Linked DNA regions of Homo sapiens: region 1 is linked to region 2. Evidence: read pairs that join two places in POLR2A ChIA-PET (ENCODE). Cell type or tissue: CD4-positive, alpha-beta T cell. All regions are shown on one strand. Links, peaks and the distances in the headings refer to the core of each region. The heading gives the core; the rest is flanking DNA.

What was found. Peaks named below come from ENCODE experiments on the same cell type or tissue, not always from the same donor. Only the 100,000 strongest peaks of a DNase experiment are listed, where the experiment ranks them.
Region 1: POLR2A ChIA-PET joins it to region 2 with 11 read pairs; 2 of 35 experiments call an interaction of 5 or more read pairs at or near these places.

Annotation. Positions count from the first base shown.
Region 1 is chr6:15,134,145-15,145,267 of GRCh38, reverse strand. LOC105374946 (a long non-coding RNA gene) reads left to right here. Exons shown (of 3, transcript XR_926520.1): 3 at 1,412-1,483. Among named protein-coding and RNA genes, the nearest start is that of JARID2-DT, 110 kb to the left of the region's middle. In CD4-positive, alpha-beta T cell, for the core only: no CTCF peak of the experiment used is centred there; no DNase peak of the experiment used is centred there.
Region 2 is chr6:14,906,823-14,917,945 of GRCh38, reverse strand. All of the region lies in intron 2 of LOC105374945 (a long non-coding RNA gene), which reads left to right. Among named protein-coding and RNA genes, the nearest start is that of JARID2-DT, 330 kb to the left of the region's middle. RefSeq lists enhancers at 6,514-6,573, 7,264-7,323. In CD4-positive, alpha-beta T cell, for the core only: no CTCF peak of the experiment used is centred there; DNase peaks (open chromatin) are centred at 6,595 and 7,105; H3K4me3 peaks cover 481 bases; H3K27ac peaks cover 499 bases.

The DNA of each region.
Region 1 (11,123 bases), core at 2,072-10,071, 230 kb before region 2:
ACAGTGCCAATGTTCACTGAATGAGCATTTATTGAGCACATATTATGTTCTGGACAATGAAGAAACATAATCTCTCTCTACTGTTGAACAACTCAGTCCTACAGGAGAAATATATTTAAATATATATATAGTTTGCTTGTTTTGTTTTGTTTTTTGACACAAAGCCTCGCTCTGTTGCCCAGGCTGGAGTGCAGTGGCACTATCACGGCTCACTGTAGCCTCCCAGGCTCAAGTGATCCTTCTGCCTCAGGCTCCTGACTAGCTGGGACTGTCAGCATGCGCCACTATGCCTGGCTAATTTTCATAATTATTATTTTTTTGTAGAGACAGGGTCTTATAATGTTGCCCAGAGTGGTCTCCAACTCCTGGGCTCAAGCAATCCTCCCTCCTCAGCCTCCCAAAGTTCTGGGAGTATAGGTGTGAGCCTGAGGTGGGAGGATCATTTGAACCTGGGAGGCTTCCATGAGTCATGATTGTGCAACTGCACTCCAGCCTGGGCAACAGAGGAAGACCTTGTTGCTCAAAAATATATATTTTGAGACAGGGTCTCACACTGCTTTCTAGGCTAGAGGTAGTGGTGTGACCACGGCTCATTGCAGCCTCCAACTCCAGGGCTCAATCAATCCTCCCACCTCAGCCTCCTGAGTAGCTGGGAGTACAGGTGCATGCCACCATACTGGCTAATTTTTTCTTTCTTTCTTCCTCTCTTTCTTTCTTTTTCTTTCTTTTCTTTCTTTCTCTTTCTTTCTTTCTCTTTCTTTTTCTTTCTTTTCTTCCTTTCTTCCTTTCTTCCTTTCTCTTTCCTTCTTTGTTTGTTTCTTTCTTTCTTCCTTCCTTCCTTCCTTCCTTCCTTCCTTCCTTCCTTCCTTCCTTTCTTTCTTTCTTTCTTTCTTTCTTTCTTTCTTTCTTTCTTTCTTTTCTTTTTTCCTCTCTTCCTTTCTTTCTTTCAAAAGAGTCTCACTCCATTGCCAGGCTGGAGTGGAGTGGCGTGATCTTGGCTCGCTGCAACCTCGTCTCCCAGGTTCAAGTGATTCTCCTGCCTCAGCTTCCCGAGTAGCTGGGACTACAGGCGCACACCACCATGCCCAGCTAATTTTTTGTATTTTTAGTAGAGCCTGGGTTTCACCATGTTGGCCAGGATGGTCTCGATCTCTTGACCTCGTGATCTGCACGCTTCAGCCTTCCAAAGTGCTGGGATTACAGGCGTAAGCCACCGCGCCTGGCTCATACTGGCTAATTTTTTAATTTTATGTAGAGATGGGGGCTCACTATGTAGCCCAAGCTCCAGTCCATATTAACAACTATGGTAATTACAATTCGAGGTAATTAGGAATGCTTAGGTAGAGTCCAGGTAAGCAAGCCATTCTCTTCGTTAAGTGCTAAAATGGGTGCTCTGATGATTTCCATGTAGGAACTGAAATAATGTAGAATTCATGGAGAGAAGATGGGGAAGGATATTGTAAGGAGAAGGAATAGCATGAGCCAAGCTTCGGAGGTGTGACCATGTGTGACCTCTTTAGGTGATGATGGGTAATGTACAGTCTTGCTTCTCAAAGCATAGTCCCTAGACAAGCAGCAATCTCATCACCTTGAGATTTTGTTAGGAGGCAGATCCTGATTTAGTAGGTCTGGGGAGGGACCCAAGATTCTGCATTCCTCACAAGTTCCTGGATGAATGTTGACACTGACAGTTCATGGACCACAGTCATTCCCGCCATTCTAGGAGCATGCAGCCAATCCGATAAGCAATGTCTGTAGGGTAAGTCCACCCAAGTGCTGTTTTTACCTTTGGAATTCTCTCCCCTCATCCATAGACATACGTTCATAGGACTGTTAATTATTGCCACTCATCTTGAATTCCCTGGCTAAGAAGTTATTATTGAACGGCTGTAAATATGCTGGGGCTTGGGAGATTCAGGGGAGCAAGGAGAAATGACTAAAACAAACACTCCGTGGTGTCAAGATACAAAGCAGATGGCCTGTGTCTTAGCACACTTGACACAGTGCCTCAGAACCTGCTGGGACAATTGTTCATGCATTTATTCACTCAATCCTTCAACCCTGTGCCTAGTTCTGTATGCTCAGAACTGGGGGTCTGGGGAAGGGGTTGGTGTGGGATGGTGAGGAGGGAAAAGGGACTATTTTGACCTGGATTTGAACCCAAACTTGGAAAGCAGTTTTCCTTAGCTAGATGATTCTGAGGCAGAACGAAAGCAAAAGCGGGACCTGGGTTCTCTGTGGGATCTGAATAGCTGTGGGATAGGCGCCCCATGTAGAGGACTGATGAGGTGTCACTGAATTGTGGAGAGATGATGTACACGCTTGCAGGGTAAACTACAATCTAAATGCGTACTTTCTGAGTATTTTTCCAAGCACTACAAGAGGTCATCTAGTTAACATCCAATGTGATCAAGAGATGGCCCAGCACTCCATCGTAGAAGAATGACAAAATTTTATTGTGACTCGATCTTGGCCCAATTTACCATCTTAGAAGAATTAATGGTACCTAGGTGAGTAAGGTTTTTTAAAAAATTATTATTATTATTATTTCGCTTACAGCCTCACTAAAATGGAAAGGACCTGAAAGTTTGCCAGAAAATGGATTGCTAACTGATGGGAAGAGAAGTATGAAAGGGATTGGGATTCCCTCTACTCATCACTCTACTCAGACAAAGTAAAACTGAGTGTGAAAGGCAATAAAGACTGAAACTAGGCTGGGCGTGGTGGCTCACGCCTGCAATCCCAGCACTTTGGGAGGCTGAGGCAGGAGGATCGGTTGAGCCCAGGAATTTGAGATCAGCCTGGGCAATATAGTGAGACCTTGTCTTTACAAAAAATTTTAAAAATTAGCCAGGCATATGGTTGGCACTTGTCCCAGCTACTCGTGAAGCTGAGGTGGGAAGATGACTTGAGCCCAGGAGGTGCAGATTGTTGTCAGCCGAGATGACACCACTGTGCTCCAGCCTGGGTGACAGAGTGAGACCCTCTCTCAAAACAAAACAAAACAAAAAACACCAAAGTCATTTAAAATCATTTACCTTGCAAGAGATATCATATGCATTTATTTATTGAATAGCAACTTTAGGCCAGATACACTTCATAGGATATTCCACTTAATCCTCTAGCAGTCTTACAGTCATCTACCATTACTAACATCTTACAGTTAAATTGAGACTTAGAAAAGTAAAGTAGCTTGTGGCTGGGCATGGTGGCTCAACCCTGTAATCTCAGAACTTTGGGAGGTCAAGGTAGGTGTATCACTTGAGGCCAGGAGTTCCAGACCACCCTTGCCAACATGGTGAAACCCCGTCTCTACTAAAAATACAAAAATTAGGCTGGACGCGGTGGCTCACACCTATAATCCCAAAACTTTGGGAGGCCAAGGAGGGTGGATCACTCGAGGTCAGGAGTTCGAGACCAGTCTGGCCAACGAGGTAAAACCCTGTCTCTACTAAAAATACAAAAATTAACTGGTTATGGTGATCTGTGCCTGTAGTCCAAGCTACTCTGGAGGCTGAGGCAGGAGGATCACTTGAACCTGGGAGGTGGAGGTTGCAGTGAGCCAAGATTGTGCCACTGCGCTCCTGCCTGGGCAACAGAATGATACTCTGTCTCAAAAAAATAAATAAACAAAATAAAGAAATAGTTAAAAAAAAAAAGTACAGTAAAGTGGCTTGCTCAGTGTATCAAAGCTTGTAAGTTGCAGCCCAATATGAACAAGATTTTTCTGGCTACTTGTACTACCTGTCTTATGGTACAATGGCTGTCTGTGCCACAAACACTTCAATTTGTCATGAAAGACATATGACCCAAAACTAATTTAGGAGCCAGTCAAAGTCCCTCTGCTAGTGGACCTAATGAAGCCAACTGTCTCAGGAATGAAGTAAAGCCTTGGTGAACTTCCCAGAAAGTTTTTTTTTTTTTAGATGGGATCTCACTTTGTCTGTTGCCCAGGTTGGAGTGCAATGGTGTGACCATAGCTCACTGCAGCCTCGACCTCCTGGGCTCAAGCAATCCTTCTGTCTCAGCCTCCAGAATAGCTGGGACTACAGGCATGTGCCATGACATCTGAATAATTTTTTAAAATGTTTTGTCAAGTTGGAGTTTCACTTTGTGGCTCAGGCTGGTCTCAAACTCCTGGGCTCAAGTGATCCTCCTGCCTTGGCATCCCAAAGTACTAGGATTACAGGTGTGAGCCACCATGCCCAGCCAAAAAGAGGTCTTTATTCCTCTAGGAAAGAGTAAGACTTAGTAGTGTCCACAACTTCTTGAGCCCTGTCCCTCCAAAAGTTTACATGGTGGGAATGTAATTTTCAATGCAACAATGTCTGGAAGTGGGACCAAATAAGCAAGCAGCAACTGCACTGTGAGCACTCTGCCCTAGTGAACAGATTAATGTCATCGCAGGAGCTGGTTAGTTATGGCTAGAGTGAGTTGTAAAGCAAGTCCAGACCCTGGTGCCTTTCTCTCTCACACTCTTCTGCCCTTCTGCCATGTTACGATGCAGCAAGAAGGACCTCACCAGATGCCAGCCCTTCATAATGGACTTCCTAGCCTCCAGAACTATAAGTTAAACCATAAATCTCTTATGAAGTTTATTTAACTTATGGTTCTGCAGGCTAAATTCATATAAATTACAAAGTATGTGGTTTTCTGCTTTAGCAACAGAAAACAAAGTGAGGCAAACCCCAAGGAAGCTATATTCAGCCCTCCAGGAATTCTTTGTTGGAGAAGCTTTTCTTTTCTTTTCTGTTTTTTTTTTTTTTTTTTTTTGAGACAGAGTCTCCCTCTGTCACCCAGGCTGGAGTGCAATGGTGTGATCTTGGCTCACTGCAACCTCTGCCTCCTGGGTTCAAGCGATTCTCCTGCCTCACCCTCCCAAGTAGCTGGGACTACAGGCATGTGCTGCCATGCCTGGCTAATTTTTGTATTTTTAGTAGAGATGGGGTTTCACCATGTTGACCAGGCTGGTCTCGAACTCCTGACCTCAAGTGATCCGCCCACCTTGGCCTCCCAAAGTGCTGGGATTACAGGCCTGAGCCACCGCGCCCAACCTTGGAGAAGTTTCTCCACAAGAATTGGAGATGGCTCATAAACCTACCGTTAGAAATCTGCAAAGTTGGACCGAGTTCAGTGGCTCACACCTGTAATCCCAGCACTCTGGGAGGCTGAGGCAGGAGGATCGCTTGAGCCCAGGAGTTTGAGACCAGCCTGGGCAGGATAGGGAGACCCTTTGTCTAAAAAAAAAAAAAAGAAAAAAAAAAAATTGTAAAATTAAGTTGCGTCAGGGTGAGGCATATTCTTGAACTTAGAATACATTAGACTATGGTCTTCCATTTTTGGGAATGCTCCAAATGGATATTAACGGAAAGGTAAATTAAGCCCTTGCTGCAGAGGATTCTATTGCTTTTGAGAAAGGTATGATGGTTCACTGGGAAGTGGAACCTGAAGTAGGTGGATGAAGTAGGTTATTTGTGGACCTGGGAGAAGGCTCAGAAATAGTCTGACCTGACAGAGACAAACAAATGGTATAATAAAACCAGCCCCTATGGAGCGAATGGGCATGAGTTGAATTTTCAGTTCAATCACTTTGTACCATGAGAGCTTGAAGAATTTATTTAAACTCATTGAGAATTAATTTCCCCAGCTATAAAATAAGACTAATAATACCTGCCTTTCATGGGGAATAAGTTAGGCGATGTACATGTAAGAAGCCAAGCAGGATGTTTAATACACAGTGGAGGCTCAGAACATGGTAATACAGTCAAAGATTATTTATCTGGCCCAGCACCGTGGCTCACGCCTGTAATCCCAGCACTTTGGGAGGCCGAGGCGGGCAGATCACGAGGTCAGGAGTTCAAGAACAGCCTGGCCAACATGATGAAACCCCGTCTCTAATAAAGATACAGAAAATTAGCTGGGTGTGGTGGTGCGCGCCTGTAATCCCAGCTACTTGGGAGGCTGGGGTAGGAGAATCGCTTGAACCCGGGAGGTGGAAGTTGCAGTGAGCCAAGATCGCGCCACTGCACCCCAGCCTGGGAGACAGGGTGAGACTCCATCTCAAAAAAAAAAAAAAAATTATCTAAGAATTTTAACTTGGAAGTAGGGAAACAAAGAAATTATAAGATGATTCTACAAGGATTTAAAAAGACAATCATCTATTCCAAAAATAAAGGCACGATAGTAACAGAAGAACCATTCGTGATGATCTTTGGGTTGAGATGCTGGTGCGGTGATGGAGGCTCGACAGGTCGGGTGTGGTGATGCCATGGGGATTCTACCACACGCAGAGGGTTGGTTCGTGCTCACTAAGCTATTAAGCAATAGCTGCCTTAAAGCTTTAAATTACTAGCAGGCAAGCACATGTATCACAAAAGATGAGCTTGAATTTGCTCCACAACACGTGGACGCAGCAAATCTCACCTTTCCCTTAATATCCATTTGGAGCATTCCCAAAAAAGGGAAGACCATAGTTGATTTTTCTACATCAACTTGAATTTGATTCCTTGGGATCCAGCTCCCAGGGTTGGTAATTTGACCAATATCCTTAGTCCTTAGAGTGCCTCTCCATATTTCTAGGTTTATACAAGCCCTCCCTACCCAAAGTGTGGTCCTTAGAAGCTTGTTAGAAAAAAGGAATCTTGGCCCGGTGTGGTGCCTCACTCCTGTAATCCCAGCACTTTGGGAGGCCGAGGCGAGTGGATCACCTGAGGTCAGGAGTTCGAGACCAGCCTGGCCTGGCCAACATACTGAAAACCTGTCCCTTCTAAAAATACAAAAATTAGCTGGGCATGTTGGCGGGCGCCTGTAATCCCAGCTACTCAGGAGGCTGAGGCAGGAGAATTGCTTGAACTCAGGAGGCGGAGGTTGCAGTGAGCCGAGATGGAGCCATTGTGCTCCAGCCTGGGCGACAAAAGCGAGACTCCGTCTCAAAAAAAAAAAAAAAAAAAAAAAACAGATAAAAGGAATCTAAAAGGAATCTTGGATCCAACCCAGACCTATTAAATTAGTGTTTGCATTTTAACAAGGGACCCAGGTGATTCACGCACACATTACAGCTGGGAAGCACTGACGTGAGAGGCCCGGAAGCCTACGCACTCCTAAAAACTGACCTACCTCAGACCTTCATAGACTCTGCTGAAAGACTTATTGTTAAGTCTTTTGAAGTTGGTGAGAAGGTAGGCACTTTCACTTCCTGTGGGCTTACACCCCTCGATCAGAGGTCTTGCCACCACTGGGAACCTGGGTGGGCAGGTCTCTGCCATTCCTAAAGCACCAGTATCCGTTTTCTGCCCCCTGAGACCCGGTCACATCCCAGAACCTTGGAACTAACACTTTCCTCCCCATCATTATTACTGTTCTTATTCTTCTTCTTTTTTTTTTTTTTTTTTTTTTTTTTTTTTTTTTGAGATAGAGTCTTGCTCTGTCGCCAGACTGGAGTGCAGTGGTGCGATCTTGGCTCACTGCAACCTCTGCCTCCAGGTTCAAGTGATTCTCCTGCCTCGGCCCCCTGGAATAGCTGGGACTACAGGTGTGCACCACCACGCCCAGCTAATTTTTGTATTTTTAGTAGAGACGAGGTTTTACTATGTTGGCCAGGATGGTCTGGACCTCTTGACCTCGTGATCCACCAGCTTCAGCCTCCCAAAGTGCTGGGATTACAGGAGTGAGCCACCACGCCCAGCCCACTATTACTGTTCTTAAGGAGGTAGGGAGGGAGGGCTAGGACAGGAGCCGCACAGGCTCATTCTCCAGCAATCTACAGGACACATTTTGTTTTCTGCCCGGCTCTCTGAAATGGGTATCAGGTGTGGCTAGCCAATGACTCCTCTCAAGTGGAAAGACACTAAGTTCCAGAAATGAAGCAGATCCAATGGCCAGCAGCTTCTTTACAACACAAGGAAATAGTAGACAAAGGAAGTCCAGATTCAAGTTCAGGCTGGACCAGAGAGATTAGGGGCTTGGCTGTGTTTTCATCCTGTGAAACAATCCAGGTATGAGTGGGCCACTATGACTCTTTTTCAAGGCCTGAGCAGCAACTGTATTTCCTACACTAATATCAAGACATGCAAATCTAACATGAGGTTTCAGGGACACTTGGATTTCACCTCCCAGCCCCCTGCCCTGGAAGAAACACAACTAACAATTTCCAGCATATTTCAATTATTTATTATAAAATGACCCCAGAAAATTTGAAATTAGGCCAGGCATGGTGGCTTGTGCCTACAATCCCAGCACTTTGGGAAGCAGATGTGGGTGGATCACTTGAGCCCAGGAATTCAAGACCAGCCTGGGCAACATGACAAAACTTCATTGATACAAAAAAATACTAAAAAATAGCAGGTCGTGGTGGTGCATGCCTGTAGTCCCAGCTCCTCAGGAGGCTGAGGTGGGAGGATCACCTGAGGCCAGGGAGATTGAGGCTGCAGTGAGCTGTGATTGTGCCACTGCACTCCAGACTAGGCGAGAAAGTGAGACCCTGTCTCAGAAAAGAAAAAAAAAAAAGGTTAAATAATTGCAATTAGGGCCGATTCAGGAAATTCAAAATCTGAGCCCATTTTATGGCCGGTAATTGATATTTTGGGGAAAATGATTTCATTAGAACCCCTGACCCACTATAATTGTAATAGAAAATAACAAAACAGATGCTGTCAGTGTAGTGTTTAACTGACTAAATGTTTGAGGATTCATTTATTGTCATCAGGTCGCGTATTTTAACAGAAAATAAAAAAGTCGTTGCTGTTTTTTTTTGCAAGTAAAAGGTGAGTTTTAAATATCAGCTTGTGCCAAATCTCAGGTGAATTATGCCTGGATTGCCCTGGTCTAATCTCTACTGACTGTTTCTTCCTATAATTAGAATCACTACCCACATCACTGTAAGTTAAGGAGACCTAATATTTAGATAAGTCTGTTTTAAACTTGCTATTAAATTGAGTGAAATGGAGTTCTCAGGTGAGCCCACAAGTCTTCAGATCCAAGGTGAAGGCTCCGTTTCTCATTTAAACATTGTCAAACTAAGAATGATTTGATTGCTTGTGGATTTTGCATATGTCAGCACAGTAGAACCTTAGTCATGCAAATCTCTGTTGCTTAGCATGGCCATAACCCAGAAACACAGAGCTGTTTCCATATTTTATCTGTGTTTGTAGTTGAAAGCATGCCTTCTATTGTGCTTTTTTTTTTTTTTTTTGACAGAGTCTCGCTCTGTTGCCCAGGCTGGAGTGCAGTGGTGCGATCTCGGCTCACTGCAACCTCTGCCTCCTGGGTTCAAGCGATTCTCCTGCCTCAACCTCCCTAGTAGCTGGGACTATAGGCCCACGCCACCACACCCAGCTAACTTTTGTATTTTTAGTAGAGATGGGGTTTCAGCATGTTGGCCAGGCTGGTCTTGAACTCCTGACCTCAAGTGATCCACCCACCTCAGCCTCCCAATGTGCTGGGATTACAGGAGTGAGCCACCACTCCAGGCCTATTGTGCTTTTAAATAACAGATGTCAGGACAATGTTTAAAGCACATAACACGAGTATTGAAAAATGTTTGTCCGCTTTTAAAAGAAAAAAAAAAACCCACAATAATGAATTCAGCCTGCCAGTTTGTATTTTCAAGGAATATTTTAACTCTTGAGGAATTTCTAGCACCTACCCTTTAAATATCCCTCTCCTACAGTGAATGAAAGCCAAAGCCATTTTGGACTAACAGTTTCTTGTGTAGACGCACCAAGGCAGCAATATATAAGTCAGTTTTTCAAGGATTGAGACTCCCTTAGAACTGCAGGGCTCTGTGTTAGTTCTCACTTACTGAGCAAACAACACACGAGGGAAGTAACAGATACACTCATTTTGAAGACCTCGAAGAGGATGAACCAGAGGCAAGTTAGTGCTTTGGAAAAAATCAGATGTAGGGGCAGAGGGGGTTGGAGGAGAGATGAAGGCAGAAGATGCAGCATCTCTCTGGGAGAAATGGCAGGTGAATAGGCAGGAACTGAAGGAGTGGTGGGTGGAGCAGATGGCTCAGGGTCAAGATTCAAGTGAGATTCCGGGAGGGTGGTAACCAAGGACACCCCACAAGAGACGTGGTGGGAGGACTGACGCGGCAGGAGTGGGGAGAGAGGCCATGGGCCTATTTGCCCATATCTGGCAACCATCTGCAGCGTTGGTCTGAACCTAACTCATGGTAAGATTGGAACAGTGAGTCCCCAGCAAGTGGAGGTAGGTTCCTCACCTTATTTCATAAGGCAGAATTTATGGTGGAAAAGAAGGTAACAGGAAAGGGAGCGGCAGTGAAAAGAATGGAGCTGAAATAGACTTTTGCAATTGACTAGAACAGTTCCCTCTTTGGGAGGTGAGGCACTAAAGCCTGGGTTGAAAGGTAGGTTATTTAATATCTCAGGGTCTCAGCTTCTCTCACCTGTAAATTAGAAGGGTTGCATTAGAAGGTTGTGATATTTCTTCTTAAATTATGATTATAGAATGCCACTTATTTATTTCTTTATCTTAGCTGACAAGTAAAACTTGTATATCGTTATAGCATTTAACATGATGCTGCTTTCGTTGTTGTTTTGTTTTTGTTTTTTTTATTGATAGGACTGTTTAAAACACAGGATCCATGGGAAGAGGGTCAAATTTAAAGAGGCCCTTAGGGATTCATTATATGGAATAACCAGAATTTGTTGTGTGGGGCAGTTGAAGGCATTAGAGACAAAATCCTGGTTTCCTAATTTGAGAAATTAAAAAATATATATAGCTTGCAGACCACTACCTTTGTCACCTCCCAGGAATCAGGAAGCCCAGGTGAGGATCCATCGCATTAGGAGAGTGTTACGTCATGCTCTGAGATGTGAATACCTCGTAGAATGGATAATTTAGGCTATTTAACATATGCAGATTGTCATGTGTCTAATGCAGCATCAGGATCTGGAGTCACACCCAGCGCTCTCCACTGTCTACCCCGCACTCCACCATGCCCAGATTTTATCACTCCTAGAACTGCTTTGTAAATTAGCATTCATCCATGATAGAGGCCTAGATGACAGACAAGACGTCCGATGATGCTATGAAGAAGTAACATGGGCTGAGCATGGTGGCTCACGCCTGTAATCTCAGCACTTTGGGAGGCCGAGGCA
Region 2 (11,123 bases), core at 2,122-10,121:
CAAGGGGACCACTCTGCTAGGAAATCTCAAGTTCAACCAAATGTTCCCAAATGGAGTATGGGGGAAGCAGAGGCCCACTGGGTCTGACGTGTGGCTTTTGAATCGTGAAGATACTTCTGCAAGCTTGCTGGTGGATGGTTGGATTGACAACGGCATGTCTAGTTACTGTTGCAAGGGATTAACCTGAAGTATGGTGATCTAAACTGCAATGCAAGGAAGGATTCTCAGCTCATCTTTTCTGTCCTCAAACTGTCTTCCTTTGCCAAAACTGTCAACATTCTGCCTACAGATAGACTGTCAAACGGAATATGACAAACTCCAAAGCACTTTTTTTTCCACAGCGCCTATCTTAATTTCATGCTTCTCCCCTTACATTACCTACTTTAAGGGATTTTTGGTGGTGAGAAGGGAGGAGTACCAGGAAGAATTTTGCATAAATAAATGCTTTTGCTCAAAGTCCTGAACTTTTGAACTTTTGTTCAAATTCTAAGATTTTAAAGTTTTTTTTCCTATTATATCTACCCTGTTACTAAATTTGCAATGAAAGCAATGAATCCTTTTTATTGGCCCTAGCGCTCCGTCTTGTGCAGAGGCAATGAAAAGATATGCACGGTCTCATCCTTAAGAAACTTGACCGTCTGGTAGTCAGGGCAGGATTTATGAATGAGTCAGCTGAAGAGCAGTGTTTGAGGAATCTAATTTAGTCTCTAGCCTAGTGGTCTGAATGCAAAGAGGGTTCAGGTGATGTTAGCCCAATAAAGAAAGCACTAAATTACAGTGTTCAGACAATAGTGTGTCCAGAGTCGGTGGGTTCCTGGTCTCACCGACTTCGAGAATGAAGCCGCGGACCCTCACGGTCAGTGTTACAGTTCTTAAAGGTGGGGTGTCTGGAGTTTGTTCCTTCTGATGTTCAGACGTGTTTGGAGTTTATTCCTTCTGGTGAGTTCGTGGTCTCGCTAGCTTCAGGAGTAGAAGATGCAGATTTTTGTGGTATTACAGCTCTCAAGGCGGCGCGTCTGGAGTTGTTTCTTTCTCCCGTCCGGAATTGTTCGTTTCTCCCAGTGGGTTCGTGATGTCGCTGGCCTGAGGAACGAAGCTGCAGACCTTCATGGTGAGTGTTACAACTCATACACAGTGCGGACCCAAAGAGCGAACAACAGCAACATTTATTGCACACAGCGAAAAAACAAAGCTTCCACACTGTTAAAGAGAACCAGAGCCACTTGCTACTTCTGGCTGGGGCTGCCTGCTTTTATTCCCTTATCTGGCCCCACTCACATCCTGCTGATTGGTCTGTTTTACAGAGAGCTGATTGGTCCATTTTGACAGGGTGCTGATTGATGCATTTACAATCCCTGAGCTAGACACAAAAATTCTCCAAGTCTCCACTAGATTAGCTGGACACAGAGCACTGATTGGTGCATTTACAAACCTTGAGCTAGACACAGAGTGCAGATTGGTGTATTTACAATCCCTTAGCTAGACATAAAGGTTCTCCACAGTCCCCTCTAGACTCAGAAGCCCAGCTGGCTTCACCTAGTGGGTCCCGCACCAGGGCCCCTGGCAGAATTGCCCGCCAGCACCACTCCATGTGCCCACAGTCCTCAGCCCTTGGGTGGTTGATGGGACCTCGGCGGTGCCTGTCGGGGAGGCTTGGACTGTGCAGGAGCCCACAGCAGGAGGAGGCTTGGGCACTGCGGGCTGCAGGTCCCGAGCCCTGCCCCGTGGGGAGGCAGCTGAGGCCCGGCTAGAATTCCAGTGCGGCACCGGCGGGCCGGCACTGCTGGGGGACCTGGTGCACCCTCCGCAGCTGCAGGCCCGGGTGCTAAGCCCCTCACTGCCTGGGGCCGGCGGCACTGGCCGGCTGCTCCGAGTGCGGGGCCTGCCGAGCCCATCCAGAACTCGTGCTGGCCTGTGAGTGCTGCATGCAACCCCGGTTCTCGCTCGCGCCTCTTCCTCCATATCTCCCCGCAAGCAGAGGGAGCCGGCTCCGCCCTCGGCCAGCTCAGAGAGGGCCTCCCACAGTGCAGCGGCGGGCTAAAGGGCTCCTCAGACGCCGCCAGAGTGGGCGCCGAGGCAGAGGAGATGCCGAGAGCGAGCGTGCTGTGAGGGCTGCCAGCAGGCTGTTACCTCTCAATAGCATGGTAGGACCTCAGAGAACTGGGAGAGGAGGTAGGTTCTAATAGTTGTAGTCTGTGTGCAGAAGGTGGGGATATGAGCTAGGTCTTGAAGGAAGAGTAGAAAGGTTGAATGGGTTGAGAGGGTGTCATTGGTAATTGGAAAAGTCAGAGGAATGACCCAGGGAACAGCATCTTGGTTGGATCAGAGGGTATGCCCTGAATAAGGACCAGTAAGAGATAACATGAGATGAATTGTAGAAGGGGTTGCAAATCAGAGTTGAGACTTGGATTAAGCCAAGTTGATAAAACTATAAAGAGAGCTATTGTAGGTTTGGAGGGTTTGCTTATAGTAAATTTCTTTCTCTCTCTCTTTTTTTTCTTTTTTGTTTGAGACAGGATCGCCTAGGCTGGAGTGCAGTGGCACCATCTTGGCTCACTACAACCTCTGCCTCCTGGGTTCAAGCGATCCTTCCACCTCAGCCTCCTGAGTGGCTGGGACTACAGGCATGTGCCACCACACCTGGCTATTTTTTTTTTTTTTTTTTCTGAGATGGAGTTTTGCTGCTGTCACCCAGGCTGGAGTGCAATGGCACAATCTCAGCTCACTACAACCTCCGCCTCCTGGGTTCAATTGATTCTCCTGCCTCAGCCTCCCGAGTAGCTGGGATTACAGGTGCCCGCCACCATGCCCAGCTAATTTTTGTATTTTTAGTAGAGACAGGTTTTCCCTATGTTGGCCAGGCTGGTCTCGAACTCCTGACCTCAGGTGATCTGCCTGCCTTGGCCTCCGAAAGTGCTGGGATTACAGGCACGAGCCACCGTGCCTGGCCTTGGCTAATTTTTTGTGACTTTTGTGGAGACAGGGTTTTGCCATGTTGCCCAGGCTGGTCATTTGACATTCCCACTAGTAAGGCACTAGGGTTCTAATTTCTCCCCATCTTCACCAATATTTATTTTCTGTTTTTTGTTTTTTCTCTTTTATAGTAGACATCTTAATTGGTATGGGATGATATTTAATTGTTGTTTTGATTTGCATTTCCTTAATGACTAGTGATGTTGAGCATCTTTCAGAAGCTCAGAAACATAAAAAGATGACCACATTTGTATATCTTCTTTGGGAAAATGTTCAAGTCCTTTGCCCATTTTTAATAGATTTTTTGGGGGCTGTTGAGTTTTAGGCATTCTCTCTATATTTTAGATATTTATTAAACCCTTATCAGATATGTGATTTGCAAATATTTTCTCCCATTCTGTGGGTGACCATTTTACTCTGTTAATAGTGGTTTTTGATGGAAAGAGATTCTTAATTTTGATGAAGTTCAATTAGTATGTTTTTTCTTTTGTTGCCTTTGCCATTGGTGTCATATTCAAGAAATCATTGCCAAATCCAATCTCTGAAGGTTTTTTGTTTTCCTCTGAGAGTTTTATAGCTTTAGGTCTTACATGTAGGCCTTTGACCCACATTGATTTAATTTTTTTGTATATGGTATGTGTATATTCAGCTTTCCCAGTGCCCACTGTTGTCCTTTCCCTATTGGATAGTCTTGGCAAAATATCACTTAACCGTATATGCAAAGGTTTATTTCTGAATTCTCTATTCTATTCTACTGGTCTGTCTCTTTGCCAGTAGCCTGCTGTTTTTTATTATTATGGTATTGTAATACGTTTTGAAATCAGGATGTGTGAGACCTCCAACTTAGTTCTTTTTCAAGATTGTTTTGGCTATTTGTGGTCCCTTGAGATTCCATATAAATTTTAGGATGAAATGTTCTGTGTTTGCAAAAAATGCCATTGGGATTTTGATTGGGATTGCATTAAATCTACAGATCACTTTGGGTAGTATTGACATCTTAAGAGTATTAAATCTTACAATCATTAACAAGGGTTTTTTTTTAATTTATTTTTGTCTTTAGTTTCTTTCAGCAACATTTTGTAGTTTTCAGTATGTAAACCTTTTGTCTCTTTGGTTAGGTATTCAACTCTTTTTGATGCTATTGTAAATAGAATTGTTTTCTTAATCAAGGCAGATGGTTTTGCCATCCACGATGGTTCTTACCTCTCTATTCCATGTTCCCTTTCTGAAAGGCCGGCTGATACTAATTAGGATGAGGGTGGAGGCCACCCAGAGGGTCACCTTCGCCCTGGGAAGTGAATACAATTCTGAACCTGCAGAACGAAGGAATAAGGGCTGGTTTAGAGTCCATCTGAGGTTGTTCAAGGTCTTTGAGACACACAGACATATTATTTAATATGCTTTATCGAGAGCACAAAGACAAATAACTTTCTTCCAAATCCTACTTCAAGCAAAGGGAAGAGAAATATAGCAGCTGTCGGGAGGCTATTCAACTTTTAAAGTTTGACTCCAGCAAAAATTGTAAGAGGCAAACAGTATATCCTTAGCTGTGTCATCTCCTCACCCCAATTCAGCTTTGATCTTTCTCTTCTTTTATACTGTTTCCCTGTTATCCTGTCATCACCCTACCTCACTCCTTTTTCCAAAGTTCCCTTTCCTCTGCTTCCTTAACAAATGTACCTATCCCATTGTCATTTCCTCAGGTTTTTTGCTGGGCAACAGTAAACTCTTCCTGAAAAATTAACTCTTGCAAAGCAAGAACAGGTGAAGTCTTTGCAATTTAACAAGGTGACAGTGTCTTCATCTGAGCAAGGTGAATGAGTTAGTCTAATTCTGGTGACTTCAGGAACCCACAGACTGGGAGGGAAAATGATTTGGGATTTTGCCTAGACCTAGTCTGATCTGTTAGTGGGCGGAAGCGGGAGGGGACAGAGAAGCCAGGGACAGATGACTGGGAAGCATGATGTTATGCTGCTCTTTGAGGCAAAGGAGCTTCACTACTAGAGGTGCCTCAGAGTCAAACTCAGTCTTGCCTTAAGTGGCTTGTCACAAGGTCTCAAGGAGCCTAGAGCTGTAATTGAAATTGATATTGTCTCTCAGTGACCCATTTCTAACCTTAGAGCTTCCTACAGACTTGGTCTTGGGAAGGGTTTACCCCTAGACTGTGTGGTTGCAGGAACCTGTGGGCATTCCAGAGGGAGTCTGTTAACTCAGCTTCAGAAATGAGGAAGATTATAAGTCAATGCAGGCTGAAAACCAGAGGACCCCAAACTGCATGGACTGGCTGATCACTAGCATGTGGGCTAACGTAAAGTGGAAAGCCTGCAGGCAATGGTGGCAGGCCATGCCTGCGGACCTCTGTTACATACCACCTGCCTGACCACTGTGTGTGGGGAGGTAACAGCCCCCATGTCCAGACCCCGTAGCAGCTCTCTTCCGCTCTGGTGAGCACCGAAGGCCAGGGCTGCACCGTCCTGGGCTGCGCAGTGGGAGGTGGGGCTTGGCAGTGAGCTGGACCGGGGATTCTGCTTTGTGTCCGGCTGCCCCGCAGAGATGTCTGCACCATGAATTTGATACAAAGTCCACAAACATTTCACTGCAAAAGGCACATTTTATCTCCCTTTGCAGAACCTCCAAGAGAGCCAAGCTTGGTGGCTTGCCAGACAGGCTCTACTCCTTATGTCTGATCTAGGGTACATGCTGGTGTTTGCCATCTTCCTATCGAACCCACATCCAGAGCTTTGGATGTGAGATGAAGGGGATGGTAGCTGGGGGAGGCTAGAGGAGAAAGACAATGCAAACAATACCTCAGGCAATGGGCTAAGCACACAAACCGATTTAGGTGGACCAGAGGAGAAAAGAAAAAAGCCCCAACAAACCAAAAACAAAGCAATACTTCTTTCCTACTTCCTTCCTTCCCATGCGTCTCATTTGTGTTGGTGGAAACTACAGATTGATTACTGTTTTGGGGCCTCTGATTAAAAACTCACATGTGTAAGAGACTCAGCTTCGAGATTAGGAGCTTCTTTGTTGAACCGAGGCAATCTCATGTTATTAAACCTTCCCTCTCAACTTGCCACCTGCTCCTCTCCTTCCCTAGCCCTAAGACCCTGAACCCATCTCCCCTTTTATCTTTGTTGCCTGTTAATTCCTGTTTCCTCAGGTGGAGGGCTTGTTCTGGAAATTAAGGTTTTGGGGACAGGGTTCCTCACCTTCCTCTCTTTGGGTATAGGAGGGCAGTCCTAAGATTTCCATAATCACAGCTTTTCCTGTGCCTCCTGCACTTAACGACTGCTACCGTACATCTGACTTCTTAAATTCATGGCCTGGAACTGCAAGGATATTTGCTAGTGTGTATGTTTTGTCTGCAACTAGATTGTCAGATTGGGTGAAATGGGCTCTGTATTAGTCTGTTCTTGCACTGCTATAAAGAAATACCTGAAACTGGGTAATTTATAAAGAAAAGAGGTTTAATTGGCTCATGGTTCCAGAGGTTGTACAGGCAGCATGGCTGGGGAGACCTCAGGAAACTTTCAATCATGGCAGAAGGGGAAGGGGAAGCAGGCACGTCTTCTACGGCCAGAGCAGGAGGAAGAGAGACAAGGGGGAGATGCTACACCCTTAAACAACCGGACCTTGTGAGAACTCTCACTCTCACAAGAACAGCAAAGGGGAAATCCACTCCCATGATCCAGTCACCTCCCACCAGGCCCCTCCTCCAACACTGGGGATTACAATTCGACATGAGATTTGGGTGGAGACACAGAGCCAAACCATATCAGACTCCAAGGCCAATTTTAAGTGGCTCCAGGATTCTCAAATTCTAAGTGTTTTAAGTGCTCAGACAGAGGCATAGCAGGCCTTCAATACGTTTTCACGATTTTCACTTTCTAGGAGCCTTCAGAGTGACTGTCTAAGGAGTTTTCTGGTCAAGCGCCGGGGTAGGCATTGGCATTCTTCTCCAGATGAAAGTCAAGAGGCAGACAACACAGTGACCAATGCCTCATCCAAACTCCTGAGGCAGAGGAGAGTCCAACTGCCACTTCCTAACAATGTGAAGCCATGATACGAGGCCTAATAAACTTTCCCTGCAGTTTCAAGAGGATGTGGTCTCTTTCACTTCCTGTCCCAAACTGTTCTGCACTGTTGCGCCATGCAACAGCTGCTTCGGATCAAGCCACGGCCAAATTCTTGCTGGGGAAGAGCAGTGACATTTGGGGAACCACAGGGACAACAGGGAGCCACTTCTGTGGGTGCTGGAGACTCCACTCATAGGACGTCTGGACACTGATGTCTAAAGCCTAAAGGAGGACATTAAAATGTTAGATCGGGGAGGGGACAGATCCACCATTGTAATTTCAAAGGTGAAACTCGGATGTCCTGGAAGGAGGGTAGACAGACCTGCTTGTGACCTGCTAATCCACTATCACAAACTGTGCATGCTTTCTTATCATTTTACTTCTTTCATAAATAGAGGACAGGAACAAAAAGCCAAAAGGTTACATGAAGGAGCAGGTGAGAAATCTCTAGCTAGTTCCCATGGTACTGTGGAGCTAGTACCGCATCATACTGTTCATCATACTTTGCTTGTGTTGTGGAGAAAACTCAAGCATAGACAAGGTGTCACTGGCCTCGCTGTAAAATAACAGGCTGTTAATGAAGCAGCCGAGGGATATGGAGATGGTGTCTTCATCCCTGTGCTCACCTTTTCCCGAATGTACCTTTTTCCCTTTAATTTCCCTAAATGAGATGTGCCATAGAATGTACCTAATTTGTGTCAGGTCTATACAATGAGAAAATCATAATACATCCATGAATCAGGGTTCAGTTAATTTATTTCCTAAACATCTACATTTTGAACTAATTTCAGATCTACAGAACAGATGGAGTCTCGCTCTGTCATCCAGGATGGAGTGCAGCAGCATGATCTCTGTTCACTGCAACCTCCGCCTCCCAGGTTCAAGTGATTCTCCTGTCTCAGCCTCCTGAGTAGCTGGGATTACAGGCACCTTCCCTCACACCTGGCTAATTTTTGTATTTTTAGTAGAGCCAGGGTTTCATCGTGTTGGCCAGGCTGGTCTCGAACTCCTGACCTCAGGTGATCCACCCACCTCGGCCTTCCAAAGTGCTGGGATTACAGGTGTGAGCCACTATGCCTGGTCAGGGTCATGTTTTATATCAAAGATTTAAAGCACTTCTCAGTGTTTTATATAGAAGACTTATAATGTCAGTTTGTCTCATTATAGAGGATAGATTTTGATCACTTTATTCGTCTACCAGGTTTCTATATTGTAAAATTATTATTTTTCCCTTTGCAATTAATAAGTACAATGTGGGGAGATAATTCCAGACTATACAAGTATTCTGTTTCTCAACAAACTATTATCCATTATTTTTAGCATCCATTTATATTTTGTTGTTGTTGTTATTGTTGCCCAGACTGGAATTCAGTGGTGTGAACGTGGCTCACTGTAGCTCACTGTAGCCTTGAACTCAAGTTACAAGAGGATCCTCTCACCTCGGCCTCTTGAGTAACAGACTACAGGTGTGCACGATGCCTAACTAATTTTTAAATTTTTTTTTTTTTTGTAGAGATGGGGTCTCACTTTGTTGTCCAGGCTGGTCTTAAGTTCGTGGGCTCAAGTGATCCTCCTACCTTGGCCTCCCAAACCTTTGGGATTACAGGTGTGAGCCACCATGCTGGGCCCTGGCTTGATGATTCTTGAATGAGTTAATCATTATCACAGTAATAATCAAATGCTTGTTTTTCTAATTTTATTATTCACATTTATCAGCTGGCATTTCCTGTTAGCATGAACTTTCTCCTTTCCCTTATTTATTTCTTTCTTTATTTATATCAGCATGGACTCAGAGAATCTTTTTTCACTCAGTGGCTTATTATTCATTACTATTGTTATTTATTTTGATGTTTAAATTGTCCTAGATTTGGCTGATGGGAGTCCCTTCCAACTGGCTTTTGTGTGCTTTTATAAATCAGGTGTATTTTGGTATAATTTACATACAGAAAAATCCATCCCTTTCAAGAGAATAGTTGGATAAATGTTGACAAACATACAGCTGTGTGAGCACCACCACTGTCAAGGTATGGAACATTTTATCACTCCAGAAAGTTCTTTTTTTTTTTTTTTTTTGAGACAGTCTCACTCTGTTGCCCAGGCAGGAGTGCGGTGATGTGATTTTGGCTCACTGCAACCTCTACCTCCCAGGTTCAAGCAGCTCTCCTGCCCCAGCCTCCTAAGTACCTGGGATTACAGGCATGTGCCACCACAGCTAGGTAATTTTTGTATTTTTAGTAGAGAGGGGGTTTCACCATGTTGGTCAGGCTGGTCTCAAACTCCTGACCTCAAGTGATTCACCCACCTCGGTCTCCCAAAGTGCTGGGATTACAGGCGTGAGCCACCGCACCCAGCCCCAGAAAGTTATTTTATACTGAGCTCATAGTCAGTCTCCTACTCCCAGTTCCTGGCTATCACTGCTTTGATTTTTGTCTCCATAGTTTTGCCTTTTTAGAATGTACTTTGTATTTGCTTGTTCTGCTTAGCGTAATTATTTTGAGATTCACCCATGTTGTTACATGTATCAATAGTTCATTCATTTTTATTACATGTAGTATGCCATGGTATGGATATTCCACAGTTTGTTTATTCATTCTTCTGTTGATGAACATTGGGGTTGTTCCCAGTTTTTATTAAAAATAAAGCTGTGGATGGGCATGGTGGCTCATGCCTATAATCCCAGCACTTTGGGAAGCTGAGGTGGGAGGATCACTTGAGCCCAGGAGTATGGAGACCAGCCTGGGCAACATAGTGAAATCCCATCTCTACAGAAAAAAAAAAAAAAAACCCCACAAAACAAAACAACAAAAAACTGCTATGAATGTTTGTGTACAAGCAATTGTATAGACATACACTTTCATTTCTTACAGGTAAATATTTCATAGTGGATGGCAGGGTTGTATAGTAGATTTATGTTTAACTTTTTAAGAAATTACCTGTTTTCCAAAGTGGTTGTACTGGCTGAGCATGGTGGCTCACTCCTGTAATCCCAGCACTGTGGGAGGCTGAGGCGGGCAGATCACTTGAGGTCAGGAGTATGAGACCAGCCTGCCCAACATGGTGAAACCCCTTCTCTACTAAAAATACAAAAATTAGCTGGGCATGGTGGCACATACCTGTAATCCCAGCTACTTGGGAGGCTGAGGCAGGAGAATCTCTTGAACCCTGGAGGCAGAGGTTACAGTGAGCGGAGATCATACCACTGCACTCCTGCCTGGGCGACAGAGCAAGACTCTGTCTCAAAAAACAAAAAAACAAAAAAGTGGTTGTACTATTGTGTATTCCCATCACCAATATATGGGAGTCCTAGTTGCTCTGCATCCTTCTCAGTGCTTGGCATGATCAGTTTTTTTACTTTTGGCCATTCTAGTAAGCACGTAGTTTTAATGCACATTTTCTTCCTTTTTTTTTTTTTTTTTTTTTGAGACAGAGTCTCACTCTGTCGCCCAGGCTGGAGTGGAATGGCATGATCTTGGCTCGCTGCAACCTCCGCCTCCTGGGTTCAAGCAATTCTCCTGCCTCAACCTCCTAAGTAGCTGGGATGACAGGCATGTGCCACCACACCCAGCTATTTTTTTTTATTTTTTATTTTTAGTAGAGATGGGGTTTTGCCATATTGGCCAGCCTGGTCTCAAACTCCTGATCTCAGGTGATCCACCTGCCTTGGCTTCCCAAAGTGCTGGGATTACAGGCATGAGCCACTGTGCCCGGTCTTAATGCATGTTTTCTTGATAACTCATGATGTTGAGCTTCTTTTCATGTCCTTATTTGTCATTCATGTATCTTCTCTGATGAAGCTTGGCTTCACATTTTTTGCTCATTTGAAAAATTGCACTGTCTTCTTTTTATTGAATTGTAAGAGCTGTATTTTGGATTGAAGTTCTTTATATTTAATTGTAAAGAAAAATAATGTATTCATTCATTTAAGTGAAGATTTAGGCCAGGGCTAGATAATATTTTAGGCTCTGTGGGCCGTATCATCTCTCTTCTAACTACTCAACTTTGCCTAGTCATAGATAATCTCTAAATGAATAAGCATGTCTGTGTTCCAATAAAACTTTATTTATAAGAACA